Regions from separate parts of the Homo sapiens genome. Here region 1 is linked to region 2. The links are chromatin contacts, found by Hi-C or POLR2A ChIA-PET in ENCODE. All regions are on one chromosome and are shown on one strand. The core of a region is the stretch at or near the end of the contact, and the rest is flanking DNA. Distances in the headings are between cores, read along the strand shown.

What was found. Hi-C counts contacts between places; a loop is a spot of excess contacts on that map. ChIA-PET counts read pairs that join two places held with the same protein, here RNA polymerase II (POLR2A). Pooled maps may share reads with other maps.
Region 1: a loop to region 2 is called in a map of natural killer cell, with 4 times the contacts of the local background. The contact joins two enhancer-like sites. A Hi-C loop is called at or near these places in 1 of 168 maps with a recorded cell type or tissue (natural killer cell) and 4 of 50 pooled maps. POLR2A ChIA-PET finds 5 or more read pairs at or near these places in 1 of 52 experiments (SK-N-SH).

What each region holds. Positions count from the first base shown.
Region 1 is chr10:62,379,877-62,387,511 of GRCh38, reverse strand. All of the region lies in intron 2 of ZNF365 (zinc finger protein 365), which reads right to left. Among named protein-coding and RNA genes, the nearest start is that of ZNF365, 9.3 kb to the right of the region's middle. RefSeq lists an enhancer at 2,697-3,896. Within about 2 kb of position 2,576, at least 5 of the 41 ENCODE cell types and tissues checked have a DNase peak (open chromatin) inside an H3K27ac peak, as active enhancers do.
Region 2 is chr10:61,988,095-61,995,304 of GRCh38, reverse strand. The region is part of intron 3 of ARID5B (AT-rich interaction domain 5B); the gene reads right to left. Among named protein-coding and RNA genes, the nearest start is that of ARID5B, 90 kb to the right of the region's middle. RefSeq lists an enhancer at 6,893-7,142. Within about 2 kb of position 3,209, at least 26 of the 41 ENCODE cell types and tissues checked have a DNase peak (open chromatin) inside an H3K27ac peak, as active enhancers do.

The DNA of each region.
Region 1 (7,635 bases), core at 1,327-3,826, 390 kb before region 2:
TTATATTTTGCTTTCATTTTTAATGGAAATATGAAAATAGTATTTTTTTCTGATTTATAAATAAGCTCTTTATTTAAAAAATTCAAATAACCCATTAGAAATATAAAAAAGGAAAGATCACCTGAAACTCCATTATCCTGAGACCACCACCATTATCTTGGTAGCCATCCTCATGAACATCAAACTCATCCCCAAACACACCCACCCAAGCACACATACACGGTTTTCCTTCTTTTCCTACCTTGCTCTCAACTCTCAATTCCCCTCTCTCCAACCCTCTTTCCTAGGCCAAGGACCCAGTAATCACCACTATGAATAGGTGTATATTGCCAGAGTTCTCTCTACCCTATTGTCTTCACTTAATAAGAAGCCATGAATATCCTTTTAGTCATCACCCTTGTATGTTCTGCAAGTCCCAGGGGAGCTAATGAGTTCCATAATTTTACTGTCCGTTGGGTAGTATTTCCTTTACATGTCTCCAAAATCTCTCTCAGTCTTCAAGGAATGGCCTCTCACTGTTTTTGCCATGTTCAACTTACACAAGATTCTAAAGACTCTACTTTCTGTCCTTTCAGGCTCTTTCAATTTTGATTCGTGAATGCTAATTTTTGTTAATCCAACCTCATTCAGTTGTTCTAGACAGTTAATTAAATTCATTGGCTTCTCTACATCTTCTCAACCTCCACTTGATCTTTATTTTCCACTGAGCTCTGTAATTCTCTTGGGAGTAGAACTTCAGGGAAGTCTAGCTCAGGAAGTCAGAGTTTTACATAAGATCTTTGCAAAATAGCTGGTAGTGACCTCCAGCTCTTTTCTTCTGTACTAATAGTCAGTGTGCCACTTTTACAATTAGTCATGATTTTTCTCTCACAAATACATTACGCCACACATGGCCATACTGAAACTTTTCTGACACTTCCTATAGAATCACACATCCTTACAAAACTTTGGGAATTACATATGTATAAAAACAGACAACAGGCTGGCTCTAATAATGATTCACTCAAAGAAATGCTAGTGATACCAGCCCCTGTTTTTTCTAGTTTCCCAACCAGGATCAAACATAAACCCTAATTCCATAATAATTCCATCATCTTTCAGTAGCTAAGAAATATCCACACACAAGAAATAAGAGTCCTTCTGGAAAAGAATTTTTTTCATCGTCAAGTTTCAAGTTTATTTCCAGATGTTTCCATATTAGCCCTCAATAGAAGATGTGTACTTTTCAAGGTCTTCATTATTCAGGCCATGAACACAAGCCAATTTTTAAGCTCTACCGTCATTCACTTTGATCTGCTTCCTACATGAGCCACAAACTTTAACTAGCAGCAAACGAGTGGCGGGCCCATGTGAATGCATCCCCAGCCCTTTCATGGTTCTTGCTTATGGTTTAGGTCCTTTGGGATGGAGTATTCTGGAAATACACCACAGGAAAATGGTTACTACTTCTTATTTCCAACATTAAGGCTTCAATTCATTTGGAGTCTGAGAATCCAAATTTCTACAAGCCTGTTGTAGAGATTTCCTGGGAGATATTTAGGATAACTGAATGATGCAACTGTCTCCAAACTGTACTTACAGGGCAAACAACCAAAAGTTAAAAAAAAAAGTACCATTTTTAAAAATTCATTTCGGTCAATATTTCCTACATCTTATTATGGAAATGGTTCACATATATTAAGGAAAATATAAAAATTGACCTTTTGGAGGATTCAACTGGGCAGGGACAGAATCAGCTTTTGTTCTCTGTTCTAAGTCCAGCACTCAACACATTTGTGTTTGACACACAATATTGAATAAGTATTTGTTGTAATTAATGTTTATAAAGGACAAGGAAGAAACTAAAAATGACCCAAAATCCCACCACTCAGAAGCAACTACTGTCAATATCCAGTATATTTTTTTCCTGTCATTTATCTCTGTGCACATTTACCATTCCAGGGCTTTCATGCTATACAGTCTAGCATATGCGAAGACAGCAACATTTGATGGCTTAATCTCAGGGGATTAGCATCACAAAAGCAAGAGAACAAATTTGAATGCAACACCTTTTATGATTGTGGCTGTATTTTTCAATCACATATTTTGCCACTGTTTCTACATGAAACTTTTAAAAATTAATATTAATGCTGATATTAATTTTTAATATTAATTTTAATACGCTCCTGGAATGTTATGCCATGTCACAGAAAAGAAGGATCTTTTTTCTAACTTCTCTCAACCAATTATCTTGTGCCCTGAAGCTGAGAAGTTAATACCTTCTGTATTTTTCAACCAACCTGGCACAAACTGCTAACCTAATTTCAGTTTGTAGATGTATTACATCAACTAGGGTGGAAAAAAACAGTTAAAACAAGCTTGATGGTATCCTATGATTTTGTTTTAAAAGACAGGTTAAACACAAGAGAAAGACTGGAGAAGTTCATCATACTGAGATTGTGTAGGGTATCTTTGTTAGATGAAAAAGGGATCAAAACCAAGTGACTAATTGTGGAATATCATGTGTGTACATCTCAGATCCACCGTTCATTCACATCCTGTTCAGTCTGGATGAATATCCAGAACCACCTCTTATTTCCCCAAAGAATCTTGGGGTTTTTCTGAATGGAAAAGAAAAGGGGTTAAACACATTGCATTTGTAACCTCTTTCATAATTACACTCCAAACAATAAAATATCCATTCAAAGTGCAAGACAGACCAATAGATTTCAACGTAAGAAAGTACAAAATGTTCACTGATATGGTTTCAGATCCCACATTGCAATGACTCTTTAAGAAACTACCAACTGTCACATTTGGCACAGCATCAAAGCAAAATATCCATGATTATCTGAGAAGGCTATTAAAATACCCCTCCATTTCCTACTATGTATCTGTGGGAGACTAGATTTTCTTCATCTGTTTCAACCAAAACAACAAATTTGCAACAGACTGAATGTGGAACTACCAAAGTCCAGCTGCCTTCTATGAAGCCACACATAAACTTTTAAAACAATACCGCTCTTTTCACTAAATTATTTTTGGGAAAACAGTTATTTTTCATAAAAATATGTTATTTACGTTAGCATATAATGGATACATGTAGTGAGAGAGTCAAACAATGAAAGAAGGAAATACCGAAATAAACACGTAATTACAAAGCTAGTTAAAAGTGACTAAGAAGAAGAATAATATGATGCTATCGGACAGAACAGTAGAAGACTTGTGTGGTTTTATTTCTGGTTCTCAACCCTGTGACTCAGAATACAGTGTGAAAGCTGGAAGGCCAGATGAGAAGATAAGGGCCAACCTGAGTGAAACTCAATCAGGGTGTGGGTGCAGACCAGTGTTGGGGAAATTTAACTGGTTCTAAGCCACTTCCGGCCCCATCTTCGACTTCTTCTTTATTTAAAAAAAAAAAAAAAGGCCAAATATTATTAAATCAGAGGTTTTAGGCTTCAGTAGAAAACATGCTTATTTAAAGCAATATTTGACACTAAAAAAAAAAATACCAGTACAATATAAGAAACTGACCTTGAAGCTCATTATTATGCAGAATGATTTCCAGATCTGGAAATCTGTCAGATGGATAGGTATCCAGAAACCAACACAGTAGAAGAGGAGCAATGAGGGAAAAAGCCCTTTCCAGAGAGCCAAACCTTCAGTTATATCCATTCACACATGCGTTCATTAATTTACAGGATGACCATATGGTCTGAAAAATAGATAATATTATTTCATTTTTTACAGATGGAATCCTCTCAGTTACTTCTTCTGAGATGGGTTAAAGACAGGTTAATTCAGAAAAATCAAAGACATGCTATCATGTGACCAATACACCCTAGAAGCATGTGCAGAGAGTAATGGAAATATGCGTTCACGCACTGTGGTGCTCACTGCAATTTTGCACAGGCATTGAACTATGCATTTTAATGAGTGACAACACGTTGATCCTATCATGTATTATAATCTACTATCAACAAACCATTTCTTATGTCTATTTTAACTTCCTTCATTTTTGCACTGAGCCACACTTACTTTTGGATATGCTGTTCCCTCTGCCAGGGTCATTCCTCCTCCTCTTCCCAAGCCCCCACAATTAATTATCAATTAACTATTCCTCTAACCTCAGACTCTCTTGCCAGGGAGTATTCTCAGACACATGCCCAGGTGTACATGACATGGCCTACTGTGTTTTCCACAGAAGTTTGTACCTTATCACCATGCACATCACAATGAACCAGTGTGCCATTTCCCCATTTGACCATAAAATCAGTGAGTTCAGGGACCTTGTGTGCTCCTTCACTGTCTGCAAGTACCCCCTGTACCTAACCTGAGCCCAGCACACAATACAGGATTAATGCATTTCTGCTGAATGCATGAAATGTGCAACTATATCTCTACTCGAAAATCATTAACCAACACAGAGATCCTTAAGTTTCTTTTTTCCTTTTTCCAGACAAGTACTGGGGCATAAAACCAATGAGTAACCTACGGGTACCTCCTACAGGAGTAGGGGGTGGGATCTAAAACTGATGCCTCTCTTCTATTCTTAAACACTTTAACATCAGCTTCTCCTCCCAAAGGCGAAGCTCTACCAACTTATTTAAATTTCACTTTACATGACTGATTTATGAACCTCTTCAGAGGAATATGAAACGGTAAAAATACCTCCAGCTAAAAATAGTCTAGCTATTGATCACAGAGCACCTCAGACAGACCATAACGTCAACCACAAGGCAAATCCCAAAGCAGGAGTCGACCACCTCCGAGCACAGGGAGCTTGGCTGCAAACCCATAGCATGGAGTCGGCTCCTGCGCTCTCTTTCCGGCACCACAGGCCTGAATCTGCAACAACTGCACGTCTTAAGGCATGGCCCATCTCTACTCTTGTTGGCCCTTAACGCTAATGAGAAAATCAAACTATTCTCATTGGTTGTAAGTTGACTAATACTATATTCTGAGTCCCAAGGGCCTAGAGTGGGGATGTGATAGGAGGCAGGGGAGTGGAGAAAAGAGAATATGCAGAGATAGAAATTGAAAACTTTCCTGGGTTTCCGAATTTTACCATGTGCCAACCCTGAGAGGATATGCTTGACACGTCATTTATTCTATATGAGTTTCTAAGTCTGCAAGGAACACATCCTGAAAAGAGAGGACCCCATTTATATGCACGAACCAACAATGTGGAGCAAACAGACCCTTCTCCACCCCGCTGACCTCTATATCCAATGTGATTTTTTCTTGGCCTGCTTTCTAGCTATGAATCAGTCTGGACACTACATTGCTTAGTCGCTGCTTTAGCTGATCAAAAAATGGGAATGAATTAAATAGCAAGAGGATTTGGTTGTGCAAAGCAAGTTACCAAATCAGATTTGCCTTTTAAAGGCCAGCATTCCAAGGTCAGCTCTGGAAAAAAACCTAAATGGGCATTACCTAGCTCAGGCCACCCCCTCTATGTCTCATTTGTCATACACCCTAATGACCTGTTTAATGTCAAATTTCCCTTCTGGTTTATAAAGTCCATGAAGGCAGGAACTGGATGCCTTTGGTTTACCATCCCATGGTCGGAACCTAGATCAGTATCTGCTGCTCAGCAAACACTCAATAAAGATTTGTCTTCTGCATGGCTTTAGGCTGGAACGAGGCAAATGATGAAGGACAAAGGGAAACAGATTCTACGTGTCACTGCCTGCAAGGGAGTAGGATGGAAATTAGAGATGGAATCACAAAGAGTCCTCTCATTGTGATCAAAGCCTAGCAGTGGCAAAAGCCCTACCCCGATTAAGCAAGGACATCTGAGAGTCAAGTGAAAAGCCCTGGGCTGGGTGTTCTGGAAGCTTAATATCATGACCACACTGATGATGCCACCCTTCCCCTGCCTCCCAACACCTCAGATGCCAGCTGACATTTTCTTTAATCACATCAGAAAAATAAATGATGTCACCATGGCAGCCCTCTCAAAATAGCAAAGAAGCAAGCCCATCCAAAATGGGCCACACTCAGTATTACATAAGTCTTGACGCTTTGGGGGAAAAAAAAATCACATTTTCAGGAGTCTGGCTGGGACACAGTGAACTAATGGAAAAAACACTCAGCAGAGAGACAGGGAAATTGGATTCCAGGTTCAGCGTTGCTACTAAATCTCTATCCTTGGGCAAGTCATTCCCCTGCTCTAGGCCTTATTTTCTGCATGTATAAAATGAGTGTGTTATCCAGCAGGAAACAGGGGCAACCTTCTGGTTCTCAAATCAGAAATCACCTGGTCTACTCAGGGGCCATCTCTAGCAGCCCTCCCTGCCGCCCCTTCAAGGTCACTCTCTTCTGGCCATCAATGCAAATTCTGCCTTTCCTCCTCATTTCCTCAGTGTGGCCTCTCCACACATAAAAATCTGTTCTCTAATGTATTACCAACTTGAAACTGTGGCTTATATTGAGGCACTTCTCAAAACTCCCCTTGCATGTTCCTGAGTATCCCTTATTCTTCCTATACAGAACACAAACACCTTAGGGAAAGACAGCAAGCATTTTATGTTCCCCCCCACACACCTCACACAGCACTGGGCACATTACAGATGTTCAATCAGGACTTTTCAAAACATATTGCAGAAAAGTGTATATGTAAATTTTGTGTTACTTTTATTATACTCAAATTTTCCAGACCCCACAGGACCAACTCAGCCAGCAAATTAGCTACTAAGTCCATCCTTTCTTGTTAAGGGATACCTTAAAGCAAGGTTTCCAGGATTGATTTACCTGATTACAGACAGCACTACCCACCAGCTCTGAATACTCTTCAATAAGTAAATACCTGTTTCACTAGAACTTTTAAAATCACACTGACTTTGTCAAGACAATGAGCAACTTCTTTCTTGGGTTTGCACTCCAAAACCTACAGATACCTTCTACGGGTTTACAATGAGACTGACCAGTACAAAAGTGCAAAATAGTTGACCCCTGAACAATGCAGGGATTAGGTGAACCAATCTCCTATGCAGTTGAAAATCCAAGTATAACTTTTGACTCTCCAAACACTTAACTCCTAATAGCCTACTGCTAACCAGAAGCCTTACTGATAACATAAACAAATGATTAACACAGATTTTGTATATTACATGTATTACATATCTGTATTCTTAAAGTAAGCTAAAGAAAATGTTATTAAGATAATCATAAGGAAAATATATTTACTTCTCATTAAATGGAAATGGATCATTGTAAAGGAGGAGGAGAAACAGAAGGGTTGGTCTTGCTGTCTCATTGATGGCACAGACAATAAAACCTCTTCGTTTAAGTGGAACTGCATAGTTCAAACCTGAGTCATTCAAGAGTCAAGTGTATTCTCAATTCAAACAACCTCCTCTGCTATGAGTATATGTACAACTTCTACAGTCTGGCTGATTCAGCCTATAGATGGCCTCAGGGCAGAAGCAGCCTTTGGGTCTTTTATTTTAACTTGAAAGAAAGGATTTTAAAAGTTGAAGGAAAAGATCCATAAGCAAAAGAAGCTTATGTGAATTTTAAATAATAGATGTTTGCTTTTTTTTAAACCAAATCTACTATCCGTGTTTCAAAGGGTCCCCAGAGTTTAAGTCAATTGTGAATGAGATGGTTAACAACCTACTTTCTCTCACAAATGGGCCTAGGGAGCTCATG
Region 2 (7,210 bases), core at 1,960-4,459:
GCCAATAAATGCTGTGTAAGATATTTTCACCCTTCCAATTCATAATAGGGAAAGCAGATAAATCTAAGAATGAATAAATTGCACATTTGTTTTGTAAAAGACAAACAAAGTGTTCCTGGAACACAGATTTTCTTTCAACCACACCCATAGAGAAAAAGAAATCAAAGTACCCCTAGGAGTATTCTTCTAACACACTCTAGTTGGTTGTAGCTGGTTGGGTTACATATACGTTACTTGACTTCAGTCAACAGAAAATGATCTGTAATAAATTGCTAGTAACCAAGACTGAAATTTTAAACCATAATTATGATATTCTATTAAAATGTCATCCCATTCCTGAATTTCTCCTATACCAAAAAAAAGTGAATGCCTATTTTAAAATGAAACATTCAAAGGGAATAAGAGACCCAACATTACTAAACCTCATTTCAACTTCAATAAAAAGAACTTTGCCTATTAAAAGTTAATACCTAAAGTACACTGCTTGTAATGCTCAACCAAAATGACTCTTAATTACACGTTTTGTTAACCTCTCTCAATGTCAATTTTTTACTTATTTATATATTTCAAAGTCCGAAACAGAATTCCATAGCGAAACTGTAATTATAACATGAGACTCCACCCAAGCTTTTCAAACAGTAACTGTATACCATTGCTTTAATCCTCAGAGTTGGGCTGGGGGTGGGGAAGGAGTCGGGGAGAAAGGGTAAGAGCAGGCCTTCATTCTGAATAGCAGGTTGCTCAAGTTGTCTTTGTACAAAGAGAGATGCATGAAATAGCAAACACAATGAATTAATGGAGCATTGACTTTCAAATATCCATAATGCTATTTTTTGAAAATAGATAATGGCGGCCAAATGCACGGAGGCTGAAAACATAAATTCCAGAGGAGAAATTTGCTTTTATCTCTTACACAACAATTTAGAAATGTAACTTTCTTTTTCATTCTTGGGGTGAGGGGAGGCTTGTTTCGGAAACATCACACTATTATGCTTACTGAAAACCACTATAATCTACTTCTAACATCAGTAAGTTTTTTAAAAAAAATCTTTTAAAAAAAAACCTTCGCCCCAGGATTTTATAGAGCCTAGTGGAAAAAATATGCATGTTCCTTCCTGCACCTAATTACCTCAACTGAAAAATCTGCCAAGTATTTTGCCCTTTAGTTCTCTTAATCGTATTAGGGCAAATGCATTTGGATGCCAATAGAAACAAACATTTAAAGATTTTCACTTAAAAGATTCCAAATATGTATGAAGGCTAAGTTTGAGACACAATGTCCCTTGTGCTTCAAAGACAACATACAGTTTTCTTTCTCCTTTTTTTTTTAAAGGAAATATGAATGTGCTCACGTTATAAAGCTTGATGTCTAGTTTTGAAACAATTTAAGCAAAATAATGTCAATATGTGAGGTTCTCACAATGATTTATGCTTCCTCCTGTTACTTTATTACATTAGACATTCTTTTCTCAAAGCTTTATACTTTTCACTGTGCTCCTAGCAACCAACCAACGGCAAAGCATCAACTTTATATACCTGGCGCTATTCCAATTCTTACTGCTATTGACAATTATATTGAAGTTTCCATTTAATTGCTGCTCTGTTGTGACACCGAATATTTGTCACAATTAGGCATTTCCTATTTTCTGTCCATGCATTTTTTATTATTACTGAAAATGAAATTTTTATTCCAGAAAACCTAAGCATGAAAATTCTACAGATAAGAGTAGCTACAGCTGTTACTATCATTACCAACATTGTAACATGAAGAAAAAAAAAGAGAATATAATTTCTCGGAAGGTAATTTTCCTTTCAGTCTAAGTGCTCTTATTCATCTTGCAGTTACTCAATGATTTCCTGTTCTAATTACAGGACATTATACAGAAAGACATTTGTAAAAGGAAAATGCAGCAGAGCATATGACTAAATAGCTTGAATTGGTTGAAAGTGTTTAAAATTCCAAAGTTGTACATCAACTTTATCAATTCGTGGTTATAGCTCTATGTAAATGTGTACTGTGTCCTGCCGTATTTTTCAATCTCTCTTAAGGTAGTAAACTTAGTACCCAAAGTTAGTACACATCAAAGGGGAAAACACATTTGCAGTTAAACTGATGTTGAAGAGTTGGAGTCAGGGAAGATCAGTTGTGTGTGCGTGTGTGTGTGTGTGTGTGTGTGTGTGTGTATCTCCCTTCCTCATCAAAGCTGTTAAATTGGAGGCATGCCAAAACAAGGAGTGGAAAATATTAATAATAAAAATAAATTAAATGCCTGATTAAAAGGGAAAGAGAACAAGATTCCATCCGGAATAGAAATGAAAATGCCACAAACTATTTCATAAAAACAAACTGTGACGTAAATTACACATCAGTATTGCACTGTTGTGGTTATTTTGAGAAATGGTTTGTACTGTAAGTCAGCTGGTGCTGCCCCACCCTTAATGATTTTGTAATTCTCGACACAGTAAGCAAGTGGGGCAGCCCTGAGATTGCTGAGACAGAAAACAGAACTAGCCATACAGAACTGGCAATAAAAAGATAATGTACTTTTAACATAACAGAACAAGGAGATTGGCTTGGCTTTATTAACTAAAAAAAAACTACTTTAAATGGTCCCCAGCTTGCCATTTGTTTTGCTAAATGGAAACACAGATCTTCCCAGGATAGGCAACGAAAACATCACTGGAGAACTTAAAAAAAAGTAAATGTGGGAAAAATATATCAGTACATGGATGCAAACAAAACAAAGAATATTTCAAACCCAAAACCAAGGGTTTGAACCAGCTGTTTTCAAAAGCAAACCACTTAAAATAGAGGCATAGACAAATACAAAAATATGTATCAAAATGTTACTATCAGCTTTTGCCCTCACTATTGCTTCATCACTCAAGAAAAAAAACATCACAAAACTAAACTATAACCAAACACTGCTACCACTCTGAGTAACAAATGAACGCAGTGGGAAGAAAGCCAACTCCACCTCCAAGGTTGTCCCAAAGGGTCACTGAATTCTAAGCCACGACCGGGAGCCACTTTTTATCTTGAGAATTTTGCAGCTTATTGCCATAGGGTTCATCTTAGCCACATTTAAATTTAAATGTCACACTAGACAGGGATTATGCAACAGGTGAGACTTCATGGCCAGATTGACATGTAGGTAAAGTTGTTACCACATATGAGGTGTTATTCTATGGGGCCTGACTTACCTTAACTTGCTTCCCCGTCACATGGGTTAAACTTTGGCTAGAGTCAGCCATTCACTTTTTTTTTTTTTGAGACAGAGTTTCGCTATTGTTGCCCAGGCTGGAGTGCCATAGCGTGATCTCAGCTCACCGCAACCTCCACCTCCTGGGTTCAAGCGATTCTCCTACCTCAGCCTCCCCAGTAGCTGGGATTACAGGTATGCGCCACCACACCCAGCTAATTTTTTTGTATTTTTAGTAGAGACAGGGTTTCTCCATGGTATTTAAGCTGGTCTCGAACTCCCGACTTCAGGTGATCCGCCCACCTCAGCCTCCCAAAGTGCTGGGATTACAGGCGTGAGCCACCGTGCCTGGCCTCCACAATGATTTTTTAACCATAATACCAAAAGCACATAAGAAAACAACAAACAATAGACAACTGGACTTCATCAAAATTAAAAGCTTTTGTGCATCAATGGACACTATCAATAAAGTGAAAAGACAGTCTTGGAGAGGGGGAAAATATTTGCAAAGCATATACCTGATAAGGGATTAATAACTAGAATACATAAAGAACTCCTGCAACTCAGTAACAAAAAGACAAACCAATTTAAAAATGGCAAAGGACTTTGATGATTCTCCAAAGAATATATATAAATGGCATCTTAAAAAATGCTCTTCATTAGGGAAATGTAAAGCAAAACCACAGTGAGATATTACTTCACACCCAGTAGGATGACTATTATAAAAATGAAAAGAAAAAAATCCCAAGTGTTGGCAAGGATGTGGAGAAATAGGAACCCCTGTGCATTGTTGGTGGGAATGTAAAATGGTGCAGCCATGATGAAAAAGTATGGGACTTCCTTAAAAATTTATATACAGAATTGCCATGTGATAATTCCACTCCTAGGTATATACTCCAAAGAATTAAAAACAAGGACTCAAAAACAGTTATTTACATACCAATGTTGATTGTAGCATTATCACAAAATAGCCAAAAGGTAGAAACAACCCAATAGTTCCTCAATAGATGAACAGATAACAAAATTTGGTGTGTGTGTGTGTGTGTGTGTGTGTGTGTGTACAGGATAAATATTGTGATTCCACTTATACGAGGTATTTAAAAGTGGAATCACAAAACAGGGTGACTCATAGAGACAGAAAATAGAATAGAAGTTGCTAGGTGCAGGGGGTCTAGGAGGGTTGGAAGGAATGGAGAGCTATTGCTTAATGCATACAAAGTTTTTGTTAGGAATGGTGAAAAAGTTCTAGAAATAGATAGTGGTGACAGTTACACAATATTGTGAATGTACTTAATGCCACTGAATTGTGCACTTAAAAATGGTTAAAATAATAAATTTTATGTTATGTCTATTTTACACAACAATGACAAAGAGGGGAACATCTGGGAAGGGTTATATTTTCTGTGTAGATGCATGCTTGGTTGCTCTGGGGAGGAAAAGTGGTGTCTCTCCAATCCACAACTAGAATATATCCTGGAGGGCACAGAATCGGTGTCCTAATTCTTTGGTATCCCTCCTAGACCTTTGAGAGTGCTGACAAATGTAATTGCCTACAGACAGTGTTGCAGTAAACATCTGAGCCTTCTTCCAAAGGATAAGAGCAGTCATTTCATTAGTTCACCACAGGCTCTGAACCAATGACACTTCCTAAAAGGCTGAAGGAATCTGGAGAAGGTTATCTGCCCAACATGACTGTAGCCACTGCCTGGCAGGCCTTTTTTAGACAAAGGGTCATGTGGTTAGGCAGTCATCTCATTTTAGTGACTTTAAAAAATAAAATAATCTCGCCACTTGAGGAGTTTGTCCACCATGCTCTAAGTGCTGAGCCACCTCTGCAACTGCACTGACTTCTGGGAGCTAACATCTGTGTCAAGAGCACTTTTATAGGTTGCATTGTTTTCCTTCACCTTACCGCAGGGCTTCTGGGGCAGCTCAACAAGGAAAGAAGGGAAAAGGCCTCTTGCCTCTGTCAGTGACTCATCTTAAATCAGTGGTCTTCAAAATGGTGAATCTCTCCTTTGAGGGTACGAGAAGACTTTTTAAAGGGAACCTACATAGGGATGGGGCAGATCTTCAACTTAGATACTACTCCACTCCCTAATGCATCTGCCCAAGAATGAGCCAGCAATCAGAACAGCCCATCTCCTTCTTCACCCATCCTCCATCCCTAGTCCTATTATGAGCACTAAAGAGTCAAATCAAAGTATTGGTTTTGGAGATGCTTCCTTATTGATCTATCAAGGAACCTCAAGCCATAGCCTTTTGATCTTTCCCTTTTTGCACATAGTTCTGTTCAAGAGGAAGCTTAGCATTAGAAATAGAGTACTTTGGCCTGTGTTATGATGCTCTAAATTCAGAAAAGCCAAACTAATAAAGGTTAACGATGCTGATCCATTAAAGTGTAGCTGGAATGCACGGCAAGGCTACCAGATTTTTTGACATAAACTGCATAAACCTATGCATAAAAATTTTAGATAATTTATTTTAGAACTGTTGTGCTTTATTAAACACAGATTTAAACTTCAGATTTTTATCAAATCATATGTAATATGTCTTCTAATTATAGTTAATCACCATCTTATTTCATTTCCTATCATGTTTAACATTTTTTACTTATTAACACAAAATTTATTCAAAACATGATTAAAAATGTAGATGTCCACTTAAAACTGGGCAAAGGAATACATGGATTATTTTTTTCAAAAATCTTTTAGAGCAGCATTATTCAATAGAAACACAATGTGAGCCAACTTGTAATTAACACATTGAAAATGTAAACAGAAAACAGGTGAAATTAACTTTAGTAAGCTATTTTATCTAACCCAGTATATCCAAAATATTATTTTAACATGTGATCAATAGAAGTGATTACTGGCCGCACACGGTGGCTCACGCCTGTAATCCCAGCACTTTGGGAGGCTGAGGTGGGCGGATCTTGAGATCAGGAGATCGAGACCATCCTGGCTAATACAGCGAAACCCCGTCTCTACTAAAAATACAAAAAATTAGCCAGGCATGGTGGCACATGCCTGTAGTCCCAGCTACTTGGGAGGCTGAGGCAGGAGAATCACTTAAACCCAGGAGGCAGAGGTTGCGGTGAGCCGAGATTGCACCATTGCACTCCAGCCTGGGCGACAGTGCAAGACTCAAAAAAAAAAAAAAAAAGTAAAAGAAAAAAAAAGATTACTAGTGACATATTTACATTATTTTTTCATAGTAAGCTCTCAAAATATAGTGTGTATTTTACATTTATAGCATCTCTTGAAGTGGACAAGACACATTGCAAGGGCTTAGTTGTCACAGGTGGCTAGTGGCTACCTTATTGAACAGCATAGCTCTCTTTAGAGCGTCTGCCTGAAAAGAAATTTTAAAATCATTGTGTCCTGGGTCCGAAGAGGCACTTGGGAAAAATGAGGTTGTTCTGTGTACAGGTTCCTTTTGGCCAACTATCTTGAGATAAGATGTTCTGAAATATAGCTAGGAGAGGAGAACAGAACAGGAGGAAAAGCCTCACAGTGCCTGTTATTTCATTGTTCTGATACCCCAAAGCCCCAACAAAGACCCAAAGTTAGCAAGTATAGTTATTTTAGTAGAGATTCTCGCTTGCCACCTTTGGTTTCTGGTGAATAACAAAAATCAATTCAAAGTAAAATAATAATCTCTTAAAAGCTTCAACTGTTAAGACCTGGTGAGAGCCCTCTCCTCTGGGTTAAACATATCCTTCTGCTGTAACCAGCTACAGGTTCACTTGGTGCCATGTCCACAAAACCATCTGCTCTGTTTTCTGTCATGACACCCAGTTGTTCAGAATGGATATTTCTTTCTTTCTTTTTCTAGTGTGCACATTACTAAAAGTAATTTAACAGCTGAAAGAGATACTTATGAAACCTACTGGAAACTGAAACCACTATTTAATCTCACGGCAAAGCAGTCATATAAAAACTCCGGCACCTTCTAATGTGCTGTCACAGTGCACCATGGAAGAACATCATTGAAAGCTGATGATA